Linked DNA regions of Homo sapiens: region 2 is linked to region 1. A link is a loop called in an ENCODE intact Hi-C map of the cell type or tissue named here. Cell type or tissue: B cell. All regions are shown on one strand. Links, peaks and the distances in the headings refer to the core of each region. The heading gives the core; the rest is flanking DNA.

Evidence for each region. A loop is a pair of places that touch in the nucleus more often than their neighbours do. Peaks named below come from ENCODE experiments on the same cell type or tissue, not always from the same donor. Only the 100,000 strongest peaks of a DNase experiment are listed, where the experiment ranks them.
Region 2: it touches region 1 in a loop (4-fold over the local background); 4 of 110 quality-filtered maps call a loop at or near these places.

The regions. Positions count from the first base shown.
Region 1 is chr17:8,929,954-8,941,410 of GRCh38, forward strand. The region is part of intron 1 of PIK3R5 (phosphoinositide-3-kinase regulatory subunit 5); the gene reads right to left. Among named protein-coding and RNA genes, the nearest start is that of PIK3R5, 30 kb to the right of the region's middle. RefSeq lists a silencer at 9,581-9,690 and an enhancer at 10,311-10,380. In B cell, for the core only: no CTCF peak of the experiment used is centred there; a DNase peak (open chromatin) is centred at 5,444; H3K27ac peaks cover 469 bases.
Region 2 is chr17:8,980,215-8,991,671 of GRCh38, forward strand. No RefSeq gene overlaps it. Among named protein-coding and RNA genes, the nearest start is that of PIK3R5-DT, 20 kb to the left of the region's middle. In B cell, for the core only: CTCF peaks have their summits at 6,336 and 6,537; a DNase peak (open chromatin) is centred at 5,277; H3K27ac peaks cover 596 bases.

The DNA of each region.
Region 1 (11,457 bases), core at 1,099-9,098:
GCGATCGAATTTAAAAACAGTAAAAAACAAGAAATAATCGGAGACTTCAGCATCCTTCTCTCAACCACTGATAGAACAACTGTAAAGAAAATCAGCAAGGATGCATAAGAATTCAACAACACTATCAGTCAACAGGATCTAATAAACATGTTAGAGCACTCCACCTAACAACAGCAGAATACACATTTTTTTCAAGTACTTACGGAACATAAACTAAGATAGATCATATCTTGGGCCTTAAAACAACCAAACTTTCAATTACTTAAAAATAACTGAAATCATACAGAGTGCATTCTATGACCACAATGGAATCAAACTAGCAATCAATAATAGAAAGATCACAGAAAAATCTCCAAATACTCAAAAACTAAACAAACTTCTAAATAATTCATGGGCCAAAGAGGAAGTCTCAAGAGAAATCCAAAAATTCACTGAAGGAATGAAAATGAATGTACAATGTATCAAAATTGGTGGGATACAGTTAAAGTAGTTCAGAGAGAGAAATTTATATCACAAAATAACATATATTAAAACTGCTGTATGGCCCAGCAATTGTGCTCCTGAGCGTTTATCTCAAAGAAAGGAAAACTTATGTTCATACGAAAACCTGTACATGAATGTTTATAACAGCTTTGTTCAAAATGGCCAAAAACTGAAAACAAACTAAATGTCTTTCAATTTAGAATATGGTTCGACAGACTATGGTCCATCTATACTATGGAATATTATTCAGCAATTGAAAGGAAATAACTATTGATACACACAACAACCTGGGTTAACTTCCGGAAAATTATGCTGAATAAAAACAAAGTCAATGCCAAAAGAATGCGTAACATATTATTTCATTGCACAATACTTTTGAAGTGACAAAATTATAGAAATGGAGAACATATTGGTGGTTGCTAGGGTTAGCATTAGGGCAGGTGCAGGAGGGAAGTGGGTGTGGCTAAAAAAGGGCAACATGAGGGATCCTCGTGGTGATAGCAATATTCTATATCTTGACTGTATCAAGGTCAATATCCTGGTTGTGATATTGTCGTATTTGTTTTGCAAGATGTTACCATTGGAGCAAACTGAGAAAAGGGTACAAAGGATCTCTCTTTATTATTTCATAGAATGACATATGAATCTACGATTTATCTCAAGATGTAAAAGTCTAATTAAAAAACAAAACTTAAAAGCCTTGTACAGATAAGTTTAAAATGTTAAAATATAAGCTTTAAAACTACCTAGAATAACCACTACCAATAGTCTGATCTTTATCCTTCTAAAAACTTTATTTTTTAAAATCCCACAGATCATACTCAAATAGATTTATCTCATAAAAGAGGTGATATTCGAGAGTCCACCCAAAAGAAGGGGTGCTTTCACCATCAGATGAGAAGGGATAATTGGCACTGGACTAAGCCTCCCTCCATGAACAATTATAAGACTACCCAAAACAGCTGAAGCAACTGTTTATAGACACTGGGCAACAGGCAAGCACAGGACTGTAATCCCTCAGGGAAGGGAAACACACAAGGGGAGCCTCTTGATTTCGCTGGGTTTCTGCTGGAAGGCACTTCCGTTGTTTGAAGCATAGAGGTAGAATGCAAGCAGAGTACAGGGGGCTTTCCGAGTTGAGGAGACAGAAATTGGAGTTTGGAACTCTACAAATGGCTGGACTGTGTGGGGCAAGGAACTGGAAAAGAGGGAAACGTGAAAAAGAAGAGCTCAAGAAGACATTAGCTGAATACTAAGCTGTGCAGGGTAAGACCTCATGAAGCCTGGCAGAAACAGCTACTGGAAAGCCTGGAGTTGAACAGAGGTTCTAGAAGTTGCACAGTGCTGGGAGACATTGGATTTCCAATCAGCCAGGGTGGAGGAACTTCACTGGATACCTCAGTCATTCATCTGAGATCCTAGGAAGGTAATTCTTGACATCTAGACATCCATTAAATTTTAAGAAACACTTGAAAGGATCCTGCTTATCCACCTATAAATTAACTGCCTGGCAGAATACAATTCTTTAAAGAAAAACAAGAAAATCCAGACGCTCAACAGTGTGGCATCCATAATGCCTAGAATACACTGAAAAAATTACTAGACAGATGAAGATGAAGAAAAATGCAATTCATTACTAGGGAAGTAATTCAATGAATAAAAACCAAAGAGAGTAGGTATGTTGAAATTAGGAGGCAAAGACTTTAAAACATCTATTATAAATATGTTCAGAGATTTCAAGGAAAAATGGACAGAGCAAGTTAACAGATGGAGAAATCTCAGAAGGGAATTGGAAACCTTTTTTTTTTTATTTTTGAGACAGAGTCTCATTCTGCTGCCCAGGCTGGAGTGCAGTGGCGTGATCTCGGCTCACTGCAACCTCTGCCTCCCAGGTTTAAGCAATTCTCCTGGCCTCAGCCTCCCAAGAAGCTGAGATTACAGGCATGCACTACCATGCCCAGCTGATTTTTGTATTTTTAATAGAGACAGGGTTTCACCATGTGGGTTAGGCTGGTCTCGAACTCCTGACCTCCGGTGATCTGCCCACCTCGGCCTCCCAAAGTGCTGGGATTACAGGTGTGAGCCACCGCACCCGGCCTGGAAGCTATTTTTAAAAGAACCAAATGGAAATCTATTACCAAAAGGAAACACAATCTCTGAAAAGAAAAGTTCATTGGATGGACTGAATAAAAGACTGGACACTGCAAGAATAAGATCAGTGAACTTAAACGATAGAAACCATTCAAACTAAAATATAGAAAATAAAAAAGGTTTTCAAAATATGAACAGAGCCTCAGTGACTTCTGAGCACAACCAAAAGTTCTAATAGATATGTAATTGATGTCTCAAAAAGAGAGAAGAAAGAAAATGGGTGCAGAAAAAAATATTTTAAGAAATAATGGCCAAAATGTTCCCAAATTTAATAAAAAATATGAACCCATAGATCTGGGAAGCTCTAAAAACCCAAGAAGGATACGTGCAAAGAAAACCAGACCTAGGTATATCATAGTTAATTGCTGAAAATCAAAGATAAAGAGAAAATCTCAAAAAGCAGCCAGAAGAAAAAGACACATTGTATGTAGAAAACAACGAGAAAAACTACTGACTTCTTAGAAACAACACAAACTAGGATAGAGTGATATACATCTTTATAGTGCTTAAAGAAAAACAAAACAAAAAAAGGACTTTCAACCTAAAATTCTATATCCAGTGGAAATATTCTTCAAAAACAAAAGTTAGGAAACTTAATGGTGTGATTGAAATGTTTTATATATTGTTAGGTCTGTGGATGACATGGATGTACACATTTGTCAAAATTGTACAGTTAAATTTTTTACATTTTAATGTTTGTAAATTTTTCATGAAAAGAACTATAAAAATAATCAAAGGGTTGGGAAGTGAAGAAAGTTATAGGTAAAACAATATTTTTAAATAATGAAGATAAAGACATTTGAAGACAAAAAGATGCTGAAAAGATGGTCACCAGCAGACATGTATTACTAAAAATGCTTTTTAAAAAGCTATTGTATCAAACCTTTAAGAAAGAAATAATATCAATCTTACTCAAATTCCTTCATAAAATAGAGGAAGAGGAAACACTTCCCAATTCATTGATGAAACCAGCATAATCCTGATGTCAAAACCAGACAAGAACACTACCAAACAAAGAATAGTACAGATCAATATCTCTCATTTTACATTTCAAGATGCAAAAATTCTTATCAAAACAATTAAAAATGAAGTCTAGAAATATATAAATATAATCATTTCCGAAATAAGTAAAAATATATAAAAAGACCAAATGGGACTTACCCACTTGGAATGCTGTACTTGGAAAGTTGTTGTACTGAAAGTCATTGTACTGAAAGTCAACTTTCAAAAATTAATGTAATTCACCACATTAATAAAGAAGAGTGAAAAAAAATCACATAACTACTTCATGAATGCATAAAAAGCCTTTGAAAAAACTCAACCCCCGTTTATAAGAACCCTCAGTAAGAGGGAACTGCTCAAACTTATAAAGAGCATCTATGAAAAATCTACAGTTAACATCATACTTAAAGGTGAAAACTGAACGCTTTTCACCTACTATTGGGAGCAAAGCAAGGATGTCTGTTCTTACCTACTCAACATTGTTCTGGAGGTCATAGCCATTGCCATGAGGCAAGGAAAAAACACGTATATATCAGGGAGGAAGAAGTAATGCTGTCTTTACTCTGAGATGACATGACTGTATACTTAGAAAATCCTAAGGAATCTATTAAAAACTACCATTAGCGAATTTATCAAGGTTACAGAATACAAAGTCAGTATTTAAAAGTCAATTGTACTTCTACATATTAATAACTACCAATTTGAAAGTGAAGTTTTTAGAAACACCATTCATAATAGCATCAAAAAGCCAAAATTCTTAGGGAATTTACCAAAGAATGTGGAAAACCCCCACCATTAAAACTACAAGACATTGCTAAGATAAATCAATGAATACGTGGAGAGATATGCCACATTTATGAGTCAGAAGACTCAATATTGATATTATGTCAGTTTTCCTCCAAGTTCATCTATGGATTCAATGCAATCCCAGTCAATATCTCAGCAAACTTTAAAAAATAGAAATGAATAACATGCCTTCGGTATATGGAAATACCAAAGACTTAAAATAGCTAATACAGTTTGGGAAAAGGACAAAGTTGGACGACTCATCCTATCTGACTTCAAGATTTGCTCTAGGGCTACAGTAATCAAGACAATCTGGTACTGACGATTTAAGCACACGTAGATCAACACAATAAGTCGTATCATGGGTTTTTAAACATAAATAGAACCATAGTATACATGTTGTTCTATGCACGGTTGTCCCTGAGAAAGCATATCTGATTACATCATTCTCTCCCAGCCCTCTGAAACCTTTCCTTTGGGTTTTCATTGCCTTGAGTCAAAACTCAAGCCCATAACATGGCTCACTGGACCCCAAGAGTTCTGTGCCCTTCTTCTCTAGTCAGTCTCAAACCTCTACCTTTCCTCTCCATAAAACTTCTTCCTGCATGTGCTGCCTCTGCCTGAAACATTTCCACCATGTTCCCCTGTTTCTGATGTGGATCTTAATATGCATTCTTCTGTCTTCCATTTCCAGGTCACTTCTTCAGGGGAGATCTTCTGACCTCCAGGCTTGGCTGGATGTCCACCCCCACCCTTTCAGCTCCCAGAGCATCTCTGCTTCCACTGTGCCTGCGTTATAACTGCCTATTTCTCTAGCGGGCTTTCAACTCTGACGTCAATGTCCCATCTAACATAATGGTTCTAACCCCAGTGCCTGGCACAGGGTCTGGGCAGATTCTCCCTGGAAAGTTACATGAGTGTGCAAACGAAAGCCCCGCCCAAATATAGGCCCATGATGTTATGACCATATGAGCAATAGGGGATATTCCTCTGGCTTCAAGGGGAAATCACGTCTATTGCAACGTCCCAGTGAGTCAGTCTTCAGAGGTGTTGAACGAGTCGTTTTTGGCCACCCACAGTGTGGGCAGGTTGCCTGGGAGACCTGCTTCCTTCCTTGTTTCCTCTGCCAGAGGCCAAAGGAAGAGATTCAGGTCAGAACCCAAGCTTCCCCGGAGCTGTTCCTAAGACCTCAGAGTACAAATACAGGATAATTTATATTTCTATTAATTTATTTCTTTCTGTACATTGTGCTCTCCCCTCACCCTATCCCCATGCTAAATAAGAAGGCAACCATCCTGAGGAAGGTTTGTGGCAGGAAAGTGAACAGCTCTGAGCTCCCGGACAGCTCCTGGCAGGATGGGGCTTGGCATCGGATTTCAGTCAACATAAGAAGACAAGGCCACGCATGGTGGCTCACGCTTGTAATCCCAGCACTTTGGGAGGCTGAGGCGGGCGGATCACGAGGTCAGGAGATCGAGACTATACTGGCTAACGCAGTGAAACCCGATCTCTACTAAAAATACAAAAAATTAGCCGGGCGTGGTGGCGGGCACCTGTAGTCCCAGCTACTCGGGAGGCTGAGGCAGGAGAATGGCGTGAACCCGGGAGGCGGAGATTGCAGTGAGCTGAGCTTGCGCCACTGCACTCCAGCCTGGGTGACAGACCGAGACTCCATCTCAAAAAAAAAAAAAAAAAGGAGACAATGTTTATTTCTATTTCTTTTATAGACTTTAATTCTTAAAGTAGTTTTAGGTTTATAGAAATATTAAAGTACAGAGAGTTCCTATATACTCCCTCTCCTTCCTCCTCCCACCCACAGTTTCCTCTATTATTAATATCTTCCATTAGTGCGGTTCATTCGTTAAAATTAATAAACCAATATTGATACAAGAGTAGTCACTGAAGTCCACAGTGTGCGTTAGGGTGCACTCTTTGTGTTGTACAATTCTATGAGTTTCTCCAAATATATAATATCAATACACATTACAGTATCACAGAATATTTTCACTGCCCAGAAAATCCCCTATACTCCATCTATTCATCCTACTCCCTCCAGCATCTGGTAGCCATTCTTCTTTTTTACTGCTTCCATAGATTGGCCTTTTCCAGGACATCACATAGTTGGGATTATACAGTATGTAGTTTTTTTCAGATTGGCTTCTTTCATTTAGCAATATGCATGCACTTAAGATTCTTTCATGTTTTTTCATGGCTTGATAGCTCTTTTCTTTTTCCCACTGAATAATATTCCATTGTATGGATGCACCTTTATAGTAAGTCTTACAAGTCTCTATAGCAGGTCTTAGTAAGTTAGTAATGTCAGTCTTCTGACTTTGTTCTTCTTCAATGTTGTGTTGTTTATTCTAGGTCTTTTTCTTTTCATATAAGTGTTAGAATGAGTTTGTCAATATTCACAAAGTAATTTATTGGAGTCTTGATAGAGATTGCATCGAGTCTAGAGATAAAACTAAAAGAACTGACAGCTTAACAATAGTGAGTCTTTCTATACATGAACATGGAATACCTCTCCATTTATTTAGATTTCTGTAGATTTTTTTATCCATTTTATTGTTTTCTCATATAAATCTTGTATATATTTTGTTAGATTCATATCTGATTATTTCATTTTTTGGTGCTAGTGTAAATGGTATTGTATTTTTAATTCAAATTCCAATTGTTCATTGCTGGTATATAGGCAAGCACTTGACTTTTGTGTATTTATCTTGCACTCTGAAACCTTACTATAATTGCTTAGTTCCAGGAATGTTGTTTTTTGTCATTGTTGATTCTTTGGGATTTTATACATAGACAATCATGTTATTTGGTGAACAGAAACTTCCTTCCCAATCTGTATACCTTTCATCTCCTTTTCTTATATTTTTGCTTTACGTAGGACTTCCAGTACGATGTTAAATATGAGTGGTAAGTGAAGACATCTTTGCCTTGGTCCCAGTCTTAGGGGGAAAACATCTAGTTTCTCACCATAATGTTAGCTGTACGTTTTCTGTATAAGTATTTATCAAGCTGAAGAAGTTCCTCTCTATTTCTAGTGTGATGAGAATTTTTATCATAAATGGGTATTGGACTTTATCAAATGTTTCTTCTGTATCTAGTTTTATGATTTTTCTTCTTCAGCCTGTTGATGTAATTAACTACGTTAGTTGACTTTCAAATATTGAATCAGCCTTGTATATCCAGAATAAATCCCTCTTAGCTGTGATCTATAATTCTTTTCGTGTATCGTTGGATTCAATTTGCTAATGTTTTATTGAGGATTTTTACACCTATATTAATGAAAGATATTGATCTGTAGTTTTCGTTTTTTGTAATATTTTTGTCCGGTTTTGGTATTAGGTAATGCTGGCCTCATAGAATGAGTTAGGAAGCACTCCCTCTTCTTCTATTTTCTGGAATGGACTGTAGAGAGTTGCCATCATTTTTTCTTTTGTGTGTGTGTGTGTTTCACTCTTGTTGCCCAGGCTGGAGTGCAATGGCACAATCTCGGCTCATTGCAACCTCCACCTCTTGGGTTCAAGTGATTCTCCTGCCTCAGCCTCCTGAGTAGCTGGGATTACAGGCACCTGCCACCACACCCAGCTAATTTTTTGTATTTTTAGTAAAGACGGGGTTTCACCATGTTGGCCAGGCTGGTCTTGAACGCCTGACCTCAGGTGATCTGCCTGCCTCAGTCTCCTAAAGTGCTGGGCTTCCACATGTGAGCCACCGCACCCGGCCATTTTTTCTTTAAATGTTTGGTAGAATTCACCAGTGAAACCATCTGGGCCTGAAACTTTTTTGTTTTGGAAGATTATTGATTCAATTTATTTAATAGATATAGGCCTATTCAGATAATCTACTTCTATTTGTATGAGTTTTAATAGAAATAAGAAATTATTCCATTTCATCTAAGTTAGCAAATTGGTGGGCATAGAGTTGTTCATAATATTCCTTTATTATCTTTTCAATGTCCATAGGTTTGGCAGTGATTTTTACTTTTTTTCTTGAGCTGTAATTCATGTAACGTAAACTCAACATTTTAAAGAATACCCTTCAGCGGCTTTTACTATACTCACTAAGTATGTAACCATCACAACTATCTGATCCCAGAATATTTTCATCGCTCCAAAAAGAAACCCTATACCTATTAGCAATCACTCTCCATTCTCCCTCCCCTTATCCTCTGGCAACCAGTCATCTACTTTTTGTCTTTATGGGTTTGCTTATTCTGGACAATTCATATAAATGAAGTCTTATGATATGTGGTCTTTTGCATCTGGTTTGTTTCACTTAGTGCATGTTTTCTAGGTTCATCCATGTCGTAGTATGTAACAGTACTTACTCCTTTTTATGACTGAGTAATATTTCACTGTGTGGACATACCAAGAATTTCTCAGATACACTTGAAGCATTTCAAGTATATATTTGTAATTTTATTTCTCAAATGCTTGAATTTATGGACCAAGATTCATATTGGATACATGGGAGCTACTTGCTCAGAGCAAAAGAAAAAGATGAGAGACAGTATCCAGGTATGACCCAAGTTTACCTTTCTACATGAGGGACAGTAAGAAATGAACGTAGCCTGGAGTTTCCTCTGTAAAAAGAGAATCCTGCTTGAGTCTTGTGGGCTTACATAAGCTGGTGCCACCGCCATCAGCTACTACCCACAGTGAGTTCCTACTACCTGTCAGCTGCTGGAAGAGGCAGGCACTTTCACATGGGACAATCCTTCCAGGTGGTCATTCTTCATCTCTGTTTTACACATAAGGAAACGATGGCTCTGAGAGATAAAGTCACTTTCTCAGGATCTGCAGCAAGTGAGAGCAATGATGCTAACTCAGGCCTGCCGAACACCAAAGCCCTCCCCAGCTGTCAGGTAACACCTCGAATTCTCTACCCAATTGCTCCAGCAGTAGGAATTCCTAAACTTTTTTGCACCATGGGACCATTCAGCAGTCTGACATCTACAGACCCCTCTTCAGAATAATGCTTTAAATGCATGAAATAAAATACACAGAATTGCAAAGGAAATGAGTTACACTGAAATACAATGGTCAAACTATTTTTAAATCATCAGATTTATGAAATGGGAGTATACGTTCTTCTCATTAACACATGAAATAATAAAAGCCCAGCAGTGAGTCTAATCACTGTGATCACCTAAACGTAGTAAAGAGCATGAATGACATTTGAGGTATCTGCAACCTCAAAGTGACACGAAAACATCTGGATTTCTGTTGGTGACAAAGTCACAGGTGCTACTGATATGACTGTGGTTTTTGCCTACGTTCAAATGCGAACTTCAGTTACAGGTGAGTGAAAATAACGATGCCACGTGTTCTCCATCCAAGTTCACGGATGCCTGGCTGAGAATCTCTGCTCCCCAGAAGCTGTGCAGCCAAGAGGAATGGGAACGTGGCCCCTCCCTCTCCCAGGGACTGTCATTGCCTTTTGATATTCATGTATTCTGGAGTCCTGGTGTGAGAAGGGGTCACCTTCCTGCCCCAATGTCCTTCCCTACTCCAGAATTCCTCAAATCTGCGTATTTCTGGAAAGCTCCAAATAGAGTGTTTCAGTTCTCATGGTGGTCCCCATCTCAGCTTAGTCTTACACATCTCTCTCAGGACAGTTTAATTCCTTTTAAAAACAACCCCCAGAGAGCTGCGGGGAGTTTCTAATCTCTCATATCAGGCTTCTTGTATGACTTCACAAGGGCAGCCCCTAAGCCTGCTTCCCCTGGGAGATGGGGGCCTGGCTGAAGGTGTGGTGTCAGAGCCTCCTGCATTGATGAAAACCCAGGAGCAGAGCCCAGCAGGGAAGAGCCCCCAACCTGGGGCAAGCAGCTGGGCACGTGGGAGGCCCTGCCCTTCTCACCTCACTGGGGCCTGTTTAGGGAATGGAGAACCTCTCTGGACCTGTTTACTTGACCATAAAATGGGAGAGGAGTCTCTCCACCGTGGTACATTATGAAGTTCAGAGCTGCTGCAAGAAGGCTTAAGAACAATCCCAAAGCAACCACCGGCCATCCTCAAGAGCTCATCCCTGACAAGATGGGACCCAGGAAAACTCACGAAGGGACGCCAGCAAACAGCAGCCTTGTAACACTTTCCTGAAGATCCCATACACAAAACGACCACAGTTCCCAGCCTCCTGCCTGCTAAGGTTTTTTTGTTTGTTTGTTTTTTGTTTTTGTTTTTGTTTTTAGAGACAAAGTTTTGCTCTTGTTGCCCAGGCTGGAGTGCACTGGTGCAATCTCGGCTCTGCAACCTCCGCCTCCCAGGTTCAAGTGATTCTCCTGCCTCAGCCTTCCGAGTAGCTGGGATTACAGGCATGAGCCATCATGCCTGGCTAATTTTTGTATTTTTAGTAGAGACAGGGTTTCACCACGTTGGCCAGGCTGGTCTCAAACTCCTAACCTCAGGTGATCTGCCTGCCTCGTCCTCCCAAAGTGTTGGGATTACAGGTGCGAGCCACTGTGCCTGGCCCCTGCTGTGTTTTTGAGAGAGAGGCAGGGAGGAGCTGAGTTGGGACACAGCCAGAGTGTGGACCCAGACCTCCTCACCCCTTCCTCTTCTTTATTCAAGGCATCCCCGCTCCTCTCTCAGCCTCAGTGTTCCAGTGGGTAAAGAAATGAGGGCCCCTCCAGCTCCACTGTGACCCAGCAGGGAAGAACAACTTCTGATCACAGCCACAGCATCCCTGTGTGTCAGCAGCAGGACAATGGGAGCCACTCCAGCTGTCCCAGTTGCAGCAGGTCCTACTGTGCAGAGACCACTTTGCTTCCTGTCTAACCACCATGACTGAGGGGTGTAGCGGGATAGATATGGGGTTGGTGGGGAGGCAGAGAGTAGGGAGGCAGGTGCAGGGAGGCCAGGCTCCACAGAGGCACGTGGCCAAGGTGACTCACCAGCACATTTCCATGGTTCTCTGGATCTGGCCCCCTCCCCACGCAGTGATTCGGGTTGGGGGAAGAAGGCAGCAGAAGACAAGAAGGAGAAAGAAAAAAAGGGGATGTGCAGAGAGGGAAGAGTGACC
Region 2 (11,457 bases), core at 1,766-9,765, 51 kb after region 1:
GTTAAATGCAAAACCAAACTGAAAACCAAGAAAATGAAATTCCCCTAATGAGCAAACATACAAAAACAAAACAAAAAAAACAAGCTAATACACACACATACACATATACTACAAAAAAACAGAAAGAAAGGAGGAAAAAAGAAACAGAAAAAGTGGGGCAAATAGAAATGAAGCCAAAAGTCTGGGAACTAGCCAAAATATATCAATAATCATAATGAAATAAAGTGACCCATTAACAGTCAGAGATTGTTAGATTGAAGAAAACGTACAAAACACAATTAGTTGCGTTTCTTTCTTTCTTTCTCTTTTTTTCCCTTTTCTTTTTTTTTTTTTTTTTTTTTTTTGAGATAGAGTCTTACTGTCGCCCAGGCTGGAGTACAGTGGTGCCATCTCAGCTCACCACAACCTCCGCCTCTCGGGTTCAAGCGGTTCTCCTGCCTCAGCCTCCCGAGTAGCTGAGATCACAGGTGCCTGCCACCACACCCGGCTACTTTTTTTGTATTTTTAGTAGAGACGGGGTTTCGCCATGTTGGCCAGGCTGGTCTCGAACTTCTGACCTCAAGTGATCTGCCCGCCTCTGCCTCCCAAAGTGCTGGGATTACAGGCGTGAGCCACTGCACCCGGCCAGTTGCAGTTTCTAAGAGGTATTTCTAAGGTATGAAGACACAAAAGTGCTGAAAGCCAAAGGATGGCAAAAGAAATACCAAGCGAAAACTAACTAAAATAAAGGTGGTTAGCTGTGTCAATTTCAGATTAAAATAGACAAGTATTATTAGAAGTAGAGATATGATATAGTGATACAGTTTTAACTCATCAACAGATAAAACAAATTTAAACTTATACAAAACTAATTTTAAAAATCTAAATATTACATAAAGCAAGAATTAATAGAACCACATGGAGAAATTGAGAAATTAATCATCATTGTGAGGTTTTGACAAGCCTCTGTGAAATATTAATGCCTCAAAAGAGGCCAGGGGCAGTGGCTCACACCTGTAATCTCAGCACTTTGGGAGGCCAAGGTGGGTGGATCACTTGTGTCCACGAGAAAAGCCTGGCCAACATGGTGAAACCTCGTCTCTACTAACAAATACAAAAATTAGCCAGGCATGGAGGTGCATGCCTGTAATCCCAGCTACTTTGGAGGCTGAGGCACGAGAATCACTTGAATCCAGGAGGTAGAGGTTTCAGTGAGCCAAGATCAGGCCACTGTACTCCAGCCTGGGTGACACAGTGAGAATCTGTCTCAAAACAAAACAAACAAACAAACAAAAGATTTCATCAAAAACAATTAAACTGGATTTGATAATCATATATATAACCCTACACCCAATTATTGAGAAACAGTCATATTCTTCTCAAGCCCAGCTGGAACAGTTACTGAAATAAATCACGGGCAAGGCCACAAATCAAGTCTCAACAAATTTCAGAGAACTGATGTCATGCGGACCACATTCTCTGACCACAGTGCCATAACAAAAATAGTTTTAAATGATAAAACTGGACACTTCTAAATTGCCTCTAGGTCAAAGAAAAATAATCACACTGGAAACATTTTAAAAATACTTAGAACTGAAGCTGGGCACATTGGTGCATGCCTGTAGTCCCAGCTACTCTGGAGGCTGAGGCGGGAGGATTGCTTGAGCCCAGGAGTTTAAGGCTGTAGTGCACTATATGTTGGTACCTCTGAATAGCCACTGTACTCCAGCCTGGGCAACATAGCAAGACCCTATCCCTAAAAATAAGTTAAATAAATACTTAGAACTGAATGACGATGAAAATATTACATATCAAAACTCGTGGGACACAAGTAAAAGCCATACATAGAAGGAAATTTGTGGCCTCTTAAATGCTAATCTGAGAAAAGAAGGCTGAAAATTAATAAACTGTCTAAGAAGTTAGAAAAAGGACAATAGGGGCTGGGCACGGTGGTTCACACCTGTAATCTCAGCACTTTGGGAGGCCGAGGCGGGTGGATCACCTGAGGTCAGGAGTTTGAGGCCAGCCTGGCCGAAATGGTGAAACCCCGTCTCTACTAAAAATACAAAAAATTAGCTGGGTGTGGTAGTGGGCACCTATAACCTCAGCTACTCAGAAGGCTGAGGCAGGAGAATTGCTTGAATCTGGGAGGTGGAGGTTGCAGTGAGCGGAGATTGCACCACTGCACTCCAGCCTGGGTGACAGAGCAAGACTGTCTCAAAAAAGAAAAAAAAAAGGGCAATAGATTAGTCCCTACCTCCTAAAAAAAGGAGATAATAAAAATAAGAGCCATGATTAATGAAATAATAAATATTTGTCAGAACCAAATGAAGCCAAAAAATGGTTATTTGACAACATAAACACATATCTGGCAAGATAGATAAGAAATAGAAAGTACAAGTAAATAATATTAGGGTCAAAAAAGAGACATAACTACAGATGCAGTAGAGATTATGAAAATAACATATAATACTGTGAATAATATTAGGCTCATAAATTTTAAAACTTAGATGAAATGGCCATTTTTTTCCTGGAAAAAAAATAACAAAACCAGCTCATTCCAATTATGTACAAACCCTTTCAGATGACTGAAGAAGAAAGAATAGTCCCCAACTCATTTTATGAGGGCACCATAACCTTGATATCCAAACTAGATAAAGATAGAAGAAATAAAAATTACAGGCCGATTTTATTTGTGACGCTAGATACAAAGATAGGAAACCAAAAATGATTATACATTATGACCACTTGGGTTTAACCCAGGAATGCAAGGGTAATTTGGCAGCAGAAAATTCTATGGTGTCATTCATCATATTAACCGTGTAAGAGTCCGACAGGACGCTTAAAAGGCATTTCATAAAATTATCAGTGTTTGGGGGCGGGGGGGAAATCTCTTAGAAAACTAAGAATAGAATTTCCCTAACCTGAAATAGAGTATTTAGTAAATGCCTATAATAAACACTTAATTTTAACAAAGAAATACTAGGAAGAATCCTATTTATTCGTTTATTTATTTATTTTGAGACAGTCTCGCTCTGTCCCCCAGGTTGGGTTGCAATGGCGAGATCTCGGCTCATTGCAACCTCACCTCCCAGGTTCAAGCGATTCTCCTGCCTCAGCTTCCCGAGTAGCTGGGATTACAGGCACGTGCCACCACGCCCGGCTAATTTTTTGCATTTTTAGTAGAGATGGGGTTTCACCATGTTAGCCAGGATGGTCTCCATCTCCTGACTTCGTGATCGGCCCACCTCGGCCTCCCAAAGTGTAGGGATTACAGGCATGAGCCACCACGCTCGGCCGAAGCATCCTTTTTAATATCAGGCATAAGCTACAACATAGATGAACCTTGTAAACTTTATTCTAAGTGAAACAAGCCAGTTGCAAATCACCCCTGTATTGTGTGATTGCATTTGTATGAAATGTTTGGAACAGTCAAATTCATAAAGACAGAAAGTCAACTGGTGGCTGCTTAGGGATGGTTGGAAAGAAATAGTTAAGTGACTGCTAATGGGCATGGGGTTTGTTTTTGGGGTGATGAAAATGCTGATTGGGGTGATGGTTGCACAACTCTGAATATCCTAAAAACCACTTTAAATGAGTGATTTGTTTGGGATGTAACTTTTTTCTCAACAAAGGTATTTTTGAAAAAGCATGTGAAGAGCAGGGTGTTTCCAAGAGCAGTTAATTTTAAATAAACACATATGGATTCAAAAAAAAAAAGATCAGGCACAAGACAAGGATGTGCCTTGTTACCACTTCTATTCACCATTATATCAGATACCCCAGCCAGAATATTAAGATAACAACACAATTTAAAAACATTGTAAAGGAAGAAGAAAAGGCCATTATTCAAAGAGTATATGCTTGTCTATACAGAAAACTGAAAAGAAGACACAAAGAAATTATTAAAAATAGGCCAAGCACGATGGCTCATGCCTGAAATCCTAGCACCTTGGGAGGCTGAGGCAGGTGGATTGTCTGAGGTCAGGAGTTTGAGACCAGCCTGGCCAACATGGTGAAACCCCGTCTCTACTAAAAATACAAAAATTAGCTAGGTGTGGTGGCTGATGCCTGTAATCCCAGCTACTACGAAGGCTTAGGCAGGAGAATCGCTTGAACCTGGGAGGTGGAGATTGCAGTGAGCTGAGACTGCGCCATTGAACTCCAGCCTGGGCAACAAGAGCAAAACTCCATCTAGAAGGAAAGGAAAGGAAAGGAAAGGAAAAAGGAAAGGAAAGGAAAGGAAAGGAAAGGAAAGGAAAGGAAAGGAAAGGAAAGGAAAGGAAAGGGGGAGGGAGAGAGACAGAGAGAGAAAGAAAGAAAGAAGAAAGAAGAGTGAGCGAGCAAAAGAAAGAAAGAAATTATTAGAAATAAGATTGGCAGTTAAGATAACTGGCTCTAGAATCACTGTACAAAAAAATGGATTCCGTTGCTGTACACCAGCAACTAACAAAATACATATTTTTTTAAATTACAAGATAATTGTTGCAACATAAGCTAGGACAGTAAACATAAAACATTTACAAGACAATATACAGAATACTGTAAAACTTCACTGAAAAACATAGAAATAATTGGCAAGTTATCCCATTTTATGGACAAAATGTATTATAAAAATATCAACTCTCTTCAAACTGACCTATAAGATTCAATGCAATCCTGGAGAAGCACTTCCAAAACGGCAGAGTGGAGACCCCCCAAAATTCATTCCTCCATAAAAGCAGTGAGAACACTGGCAAAAAAAATAAAAAATAAATAAAATAAAAACCTTTTTAGAACTCTGTAAATTAACCAAAAACTTGCAACAATCTCAGGAGCATTTATTCAAGAAAAAATGCTGACTCTCAGTAAGAACAGTGAGTTCTGCAGCATTTTTAACTTCCCCTGTTCTCATCTCCCTCTCCCCAGCTCTGAGGTAGACTTGAAAATCTTACAACCATGGTAGCTGTGCAAAGCAGCAATGTTGCAGCCACTGGAGGAGGCAGGTGGTTTTGGGGCACCCCCAAAGGTCCCATCCCAGAGAACTGTCACTATTTGACTGCGCTGGCAATTCCCTGGAAAAGCCCCATTCACAGATGTTTTTATTTGACCTGACTCAGAGCTTGCCCTACTACTGGAGTATTTGTTGAAAGCAATCAACAGCAATTGTTTAACAGTGCAGCTGCCTCTGGCAAAATCTGGGAAATGAGCTAGGGGGCTTTGGAAAGCTCTGACATAGTCCTGGAGATCTAGAAGAGTAGGCACATGTTCATGCCCGTGAAAGACCTGACAAGGCCCCAGTCTCTCACCTCAAGCTGACCTTCGGCATGTGCTCAAGCAGGAAGTGAAAGTTAAGGCAGAGATGTAAACTAACTAGGGCAATCAGAGTGTTTGTCAACACACACGCACAGTTCCCTGGCAAAGTGCAGGGAGATCAATTGGTTTGGGCATTTAAAGAACCTCTATTTAAACATTAGCTGACCACTAAGCTAAAGGAGCACAGACTTCCTTGGCCACACAAAACAAATAATACAGACTTCATAGAATTAGTACAGGAAAGCCACTAAACAAACTAAACAGTAGCAGCAACAACAATATCAACAAACAGCAGCAACAACAAACGCTGGGAAGGGGGTGTGAATCTGATTTCCAAATGTAAAATGTCCTGTTTTCAACTACAAATTATGAGGCACTCAAAGAAACAGTATATCCCACACACAGGAAATAAAAGTCAATAGAAATTGTCTCAGAGGAAGCCAGATGTTGGACATACTAAATAAAGACTAAATCAGTCTTTATAAACACGTTAAAAGAAAAACATGTCTCATAGCAAAGTATAAGAATGAAGTCTCACCAAATCTGATGCGACCAACCCCAAGAAAAAATCCCAACAAAGTTGTAAGTGGAATTTGCTCAGGTGTTTCAGTACTGTATATGGAAGAGCAAGGGACTGAGAATATACAAGATACTCCTAGGAAGAAGTGTGGCCAGGCACAGTGGCTCACGCCTGTAGTCCCAGCTACTCGGAAGGCTGAGGTAGGAGGTTGAGGCTGCAGTGAGCCAAGATTGCACCACTGAACTCCAGCCTGGGCAACAGAGTGAGACCCTGTCTCAAAAAAAAGGAAGTGGGTGGGCAGAGGTGGTGGTGTGGTTTTTCCTTATGAAGGATCAAAATGCGTCCTAAAGCTATGACTGGGTGGTACTGGTGCAGGTATAGGCAGGTCAGTGGAAATAGATCTGCACATATGTGGAAGTATGATTTAAGACCTAGATGGCATTACAGGTCAGAGGAGAAAGGGGGAGCCCTTTCAATACATGTTGCTGGCATAGTTGATAATTCATATACAAAAATAAAATAGAATCCTTTCTATCTTGTACATAACACAAAATTAGTTCCATATGAATTACACTTTATCAGCTAACGGAAATTTTCTAGTTTGATGAATTTTTATTCTGAACAAGTGTTGAATTTTATCCAGTGCTTTTTCTGCATCTATTGAGATGATCATATGTCTTTTTATCCTTTGTATTGTTTCATGGTGAATTTCATTGGTTGATCTTTTAATATTAAACCAATTTTCCAATCCTAGAAAATACTCCACTTTGTCATATGCATTATCTTACTTGTACACTGTGGGTTGAATTTGTTAACATTTTGTTTAGAACTTTGCATCTATATTCATGACAGAATTTGTCCTGTTATTCTCTCTTTCTGTAACGTCTTTGTCAGGTTCTAGTATCCAGTTATACTAGCCTCACAAAAAGACTTAGAATGTGTTTCCAGCTGGGCATAGTGGCTCACACCTGTAATCCCAGCACTTTGGGAGGCCAAGGTGGGAGTATGGTTTGAGCCCAGGAGTTCAAGACCAGCCTGGCCAACATAGCAAGAGCCTATCTCCATTATTATTATTATTTTTTAAAGTGTTTCCTCTTCCTCTATGCTATTAAAGAGTTTATGTAATATTAGTACTGTTTCTTCCTTAGATGTTTGAAATAATTTATCTGTAACATCATCTGGGCCTAGAGTTTTCTTTGTAGGATTAAAAATTTTTTTACAGCTTTATCGAGATATAATTGATATACAATAAAGTGCACATATGTAAACAGTGCAATTTGAGAACTTTGGCCATACATATAGACCCATGAAAATACATCTCCACAATCAAGATAATGAACGTCCTTTACTCCCAGAAGGTTTCTTGTGGCCCTTTCTAGTCCCTTCCTCCCATCCATCCACTGCCTCTAGGCAACCACTGACCTGCTTTCTGTTACTATAGATTAGTTTTCATTTTCTAGAATTTTAGAATTTTAAATAAATGGAATCATATAGTATGTACTCTTCTTTGTCTAGATGCCTTCATTCATCTTAATTGTTTTGAGATTCACCATGCTGTTGAATGTGTCAAAAGTCCATCCTGGCTGGGTGTGGCGGACCAAGCCTGTAATCCCAACAGTTTGGGAGTCTGAGGCAGGAGGATGGCTTTAGCCCAGGAGTTCAAGACCAACCTAGGCAACATAGTAAGACCTTGCCTCTACAAAAAAAAATTAAAAATTAGCTGGGTGTGGTGGTGTGCACCTATAGTCCCAGCTACTCAGGAGGCTGAGGCAGGAGGATCACTTGAGCCAGCTGAGGAGGTGGAGGCTGCAGTGAGCCATGATCACCCCACTGCACTCCAGCCTAGGCAACAGGGCGAGACCCTCTCCAAAATAAAATAAAATAACTCCATCCTTTTTATTGCTAAATAATATTTTGTTGTATAGATTTACCCTAATTTATCTATTTACCTTTGATGGACATTTAGTTGTTTTTTTTTTCAGTTTTTGTCTATTACAAATAAATCTGCTATGAATATTCATATATAAGTCTTGGCATGAACACATGCTTTCATCTTCCTTTGGCGAATATCTACAAGAAAAATGGCTGATTATGTGGTAGATGTATGTTTAACACTTTAAGAAACTGCCAAACTGTTTTCCAAGCCAGTTGTATTGTTTTACATTCTTACCAATAGGTCTGGGTTCCAAGTGTTCCACCTTCTCACTAACATTTGCTATTGGTACTTAATGTGGATTTACTTTGCATTTCCCCAGTGACTAATGGTACCGAACATCTTTTCATGTGCTTATTTGCCATTGTAGATACTCTTTGGTGAAATGTCTGTCCAAATATGTTTCGGATTTGAGAAAGTCAGAAAAATCTGACTTTGCTGATTTTTCATTCCCCTATTAGAAACCTCTCCCTATGGCAATCCTGACCCTAACTTTGTGCTTAGATTCAGCAAATGTCCTTTGGACCAAAGAGGCTGTTGATCTTGGCTCACCTAAGCAACATTCTTCCTTTTTTTAGTTAATCTAATTTTATTTGCTTTCCCAGATCATTGATGCATTTAAAAATATGATTATTGATATGGTTTGGCTGTGTCCCCACCAAAATCTCATCTTGAATTGTAGCTCCCATAATTCTCATGTGTTGTGGGAGGGACCCAGTTGGAGATAATGAATCATGGGGGCAGGTCTTTCTCATGCTGCTCTTATGATAGTGAATAAGTCTCATGAGATCTGATGGTTTTATAAAGGGGAGTTTCCCTGCACAAATTCTCTTTTCTTGCCTGCCACTATCCATGTAAGATGTGACTTTGCTCCTCCTTTGCCTCCTGCCATGATTGTGAGGCCTCCTCAGCCATGTGGAACTGTGAGTCCATTAAACCTCTTTCCTTTATAAATTACCCAGTCTCAGTTATGTCTTTATTAGCAGTGTGAGAACAGACTAATACAATTATTATAATTTATCTAGTGTTTCAAGCTGTTACAACAGAAACTTATCACTAGTTTCTTGCATTCTACTTTAAAGCAGAAGTTCCTCAGATGGATTAAATACTTAAATGTGAAAAACAAAACTTTAAAACATTGAAAAGAAAATACAGATGAAAAGGCCGGGTGCGGTGGCTCACGCTGGTAATCCCAGCACTTTGGGAGGCTGAGGTGGGCAGATCACCTGAGGTCAGGAGTTCAAGACCAGCCTGACCAACATGGAGAAACCTTTTCTCTACTAAAAATGCAAAGTTACCCGGGCATGGTGGTACATGCCTGTAATCCCAGCTACTTGGGAGGCTGAGGTAGGAGAATCACTTGAACTCGGGAGGCGGAGGTTACAGTGAGCCAAGATCATGCCATTGCACTCCAGCCTGGGCAACAACACCAACGACAACAAAATGTAAAAACACAAACCCCATAGGGCCGGGCACGGTGGCTCACGCCTGTAATCCCAGCACCTTGGGAGGCCGAGGCGGGCGGATCACGAGGTCAGGAGATCAAGACCATCCTGGCTAACACGGTGAAACCCTGTCTCTACTAAAAATACAAAAAAATTAGCCAGGCGTGGTGGTGGGCGCCTATAGTCCCAGCTACTCGGGAGGCTGAGGCAGGAGAATGGCGTGAACCCGGGAGGTGGAGCTTGCAGTGAGCCGAGATCACGCCACTGCACTCCAGCCTGGGCAACAGACCAAGACTCCATCTCAAAAAAAAAACACACACACACAAAAAAACCACAAACCCTAAACTTGGAGAATATGTTTCCAACACATATAACTGACATTTAACACCCCAAATAGATAAGATACTCTTATAAATCAATAAGTTAAAGAAAACATCTGAGTAGAAAATAGGCAAAAGACATAAACTTGCATTTCACAGAAAAAAAATTCATAGCCAATCAACTTATAAAAAGATGCACAATCTCATTAGTAATCTACAAGTTGAAACCACAGAAGTTCAGAGAGTGGCAGTCTCTTGGAAAGGGGTAGCATTATGATCAGGGAGAAGTCCATGGCAGGCTTGTTGGGAGAGGGAGTGGCATTTTATTTCCTGGTGGTCATTCCAAATTTTATAATTATTTATTAAACCATACATGCATGCTATGTGCCCTTTCTAAATGTATTTGCAGTCTACAGTAAAAAGAATTTTTAATGTTCTTTAAAAGTAGGCATCTTTTGGCCAGACGCGGTGGCTCACGCCTGTAATCCCAGCACTTTGGGAAGCTGAGGCAGGCGGATCATGAGGTCAGGAGATGGAGACCAGCCTGGCTGACACGGTGAAGCCCCGTCTCCACTAAAAATACAAAAAATTAGCTGGGCATGGTGGCACGAGCCTATAGTTCCAGCTACTGGGGAGGCTGAGGCAGGAGAATCGCTTGAACCCAGGAGACTGAAGTTGCGGTGAGCCAAGATTTCACCACTGCACTCCAGCCTGGGTGACAGAGCGAGACTCCATCTCAAAAAAAAAAAAAAAAAAAAAAAAAAAAGTAGGCATCTTTTTTCTTTATATCAACATACACAATGTTATACGCCTCTTTGACCTAGAAACCATTTTGTTTCCTGAAGGTGATACTGCCTAGTTCTAGTAGACTCCACCCTGGCTCACCATAGTATTTTACCATTTTTTTCAAAAGGCAAACTCACTGACAACATTTGTTGCCCGTTGGGAGAAGTCCCGCTGCCTCCCCAGTGCACCAACATCAGCAGGATTTAGGGGTTCTGAATAAGGATGCCTCTCAATTCAAACCACTGGGTCAACAGATAATCAGTCTAAGGTAAAACATTGTCGTTGTCACCCATCCCCAGCCCAACTTTCCTTGGTTCTGGGCTGTTCTGAATCCCACAACTGCAGAGCCTGCCTTGGTGGCAGAAGAAGATTTGATTAAACCTGCTCCTTCTGAGGCAGGGTCTTTCACCATTTTTAAGTCATGGACCCCTTTGGCAGCCCAGTAAAGCCCATGGACCTCATTTCAGGATAATGTTTTATTTTTTTTGTTTTGTTTTGTTTGCTCAGGCTGGAGTGCAGTGGCGGGATCTCAGCTCACTGCAAGCTCCGCCTCCCGGGTTCAGGCCATTCTCCTGCCTCAGCCTCCCGAGTAGCTGGGACTACAGGCGCCCGCCACCACCCCCGGCTAATTTTTTGTATTTTTAGTAGAGACAGGGTTTCACCATGTTAGTCAGGATGGTCTCGACCTCCTGACCTCGTGATCCGCCCACTTCGGCCTCCCAAAGTGCTGGGATTACAGGCGTGAGCCACCGCACCCGGCCAGATTAATGTTTTAAATCTGTAAAACAAAATAAGCAGGATTATAAAGGAAACCAATTATACCGTAACAATTATATTACAGCTTTAACATAAATAAATCAAATTGGAAATCTAGTAATAAATGTGCTTCTTTATTAATGCATTAAATAACACGATCTCGTGGCGGAACTAATAACTGGCATAATTTCCAAATAGCGACAGATGCAAATGACATTTTGAGTTACCTCCAACTGCTGTAATGTGATGTAAAAAATACCTGTAAATTTATTGGTGACAAAATCACAAGTACTGTTTGTTGACACTACTGTGATGTGTTGCCTACATTGATTATTCATGGAAATGCTAAATTTCAGTTGAAGATGAGTGAAAAATTAGATGCATATCTTTTTCCTCTCAAAGTTCAGGGACTCCGGGTTAAGA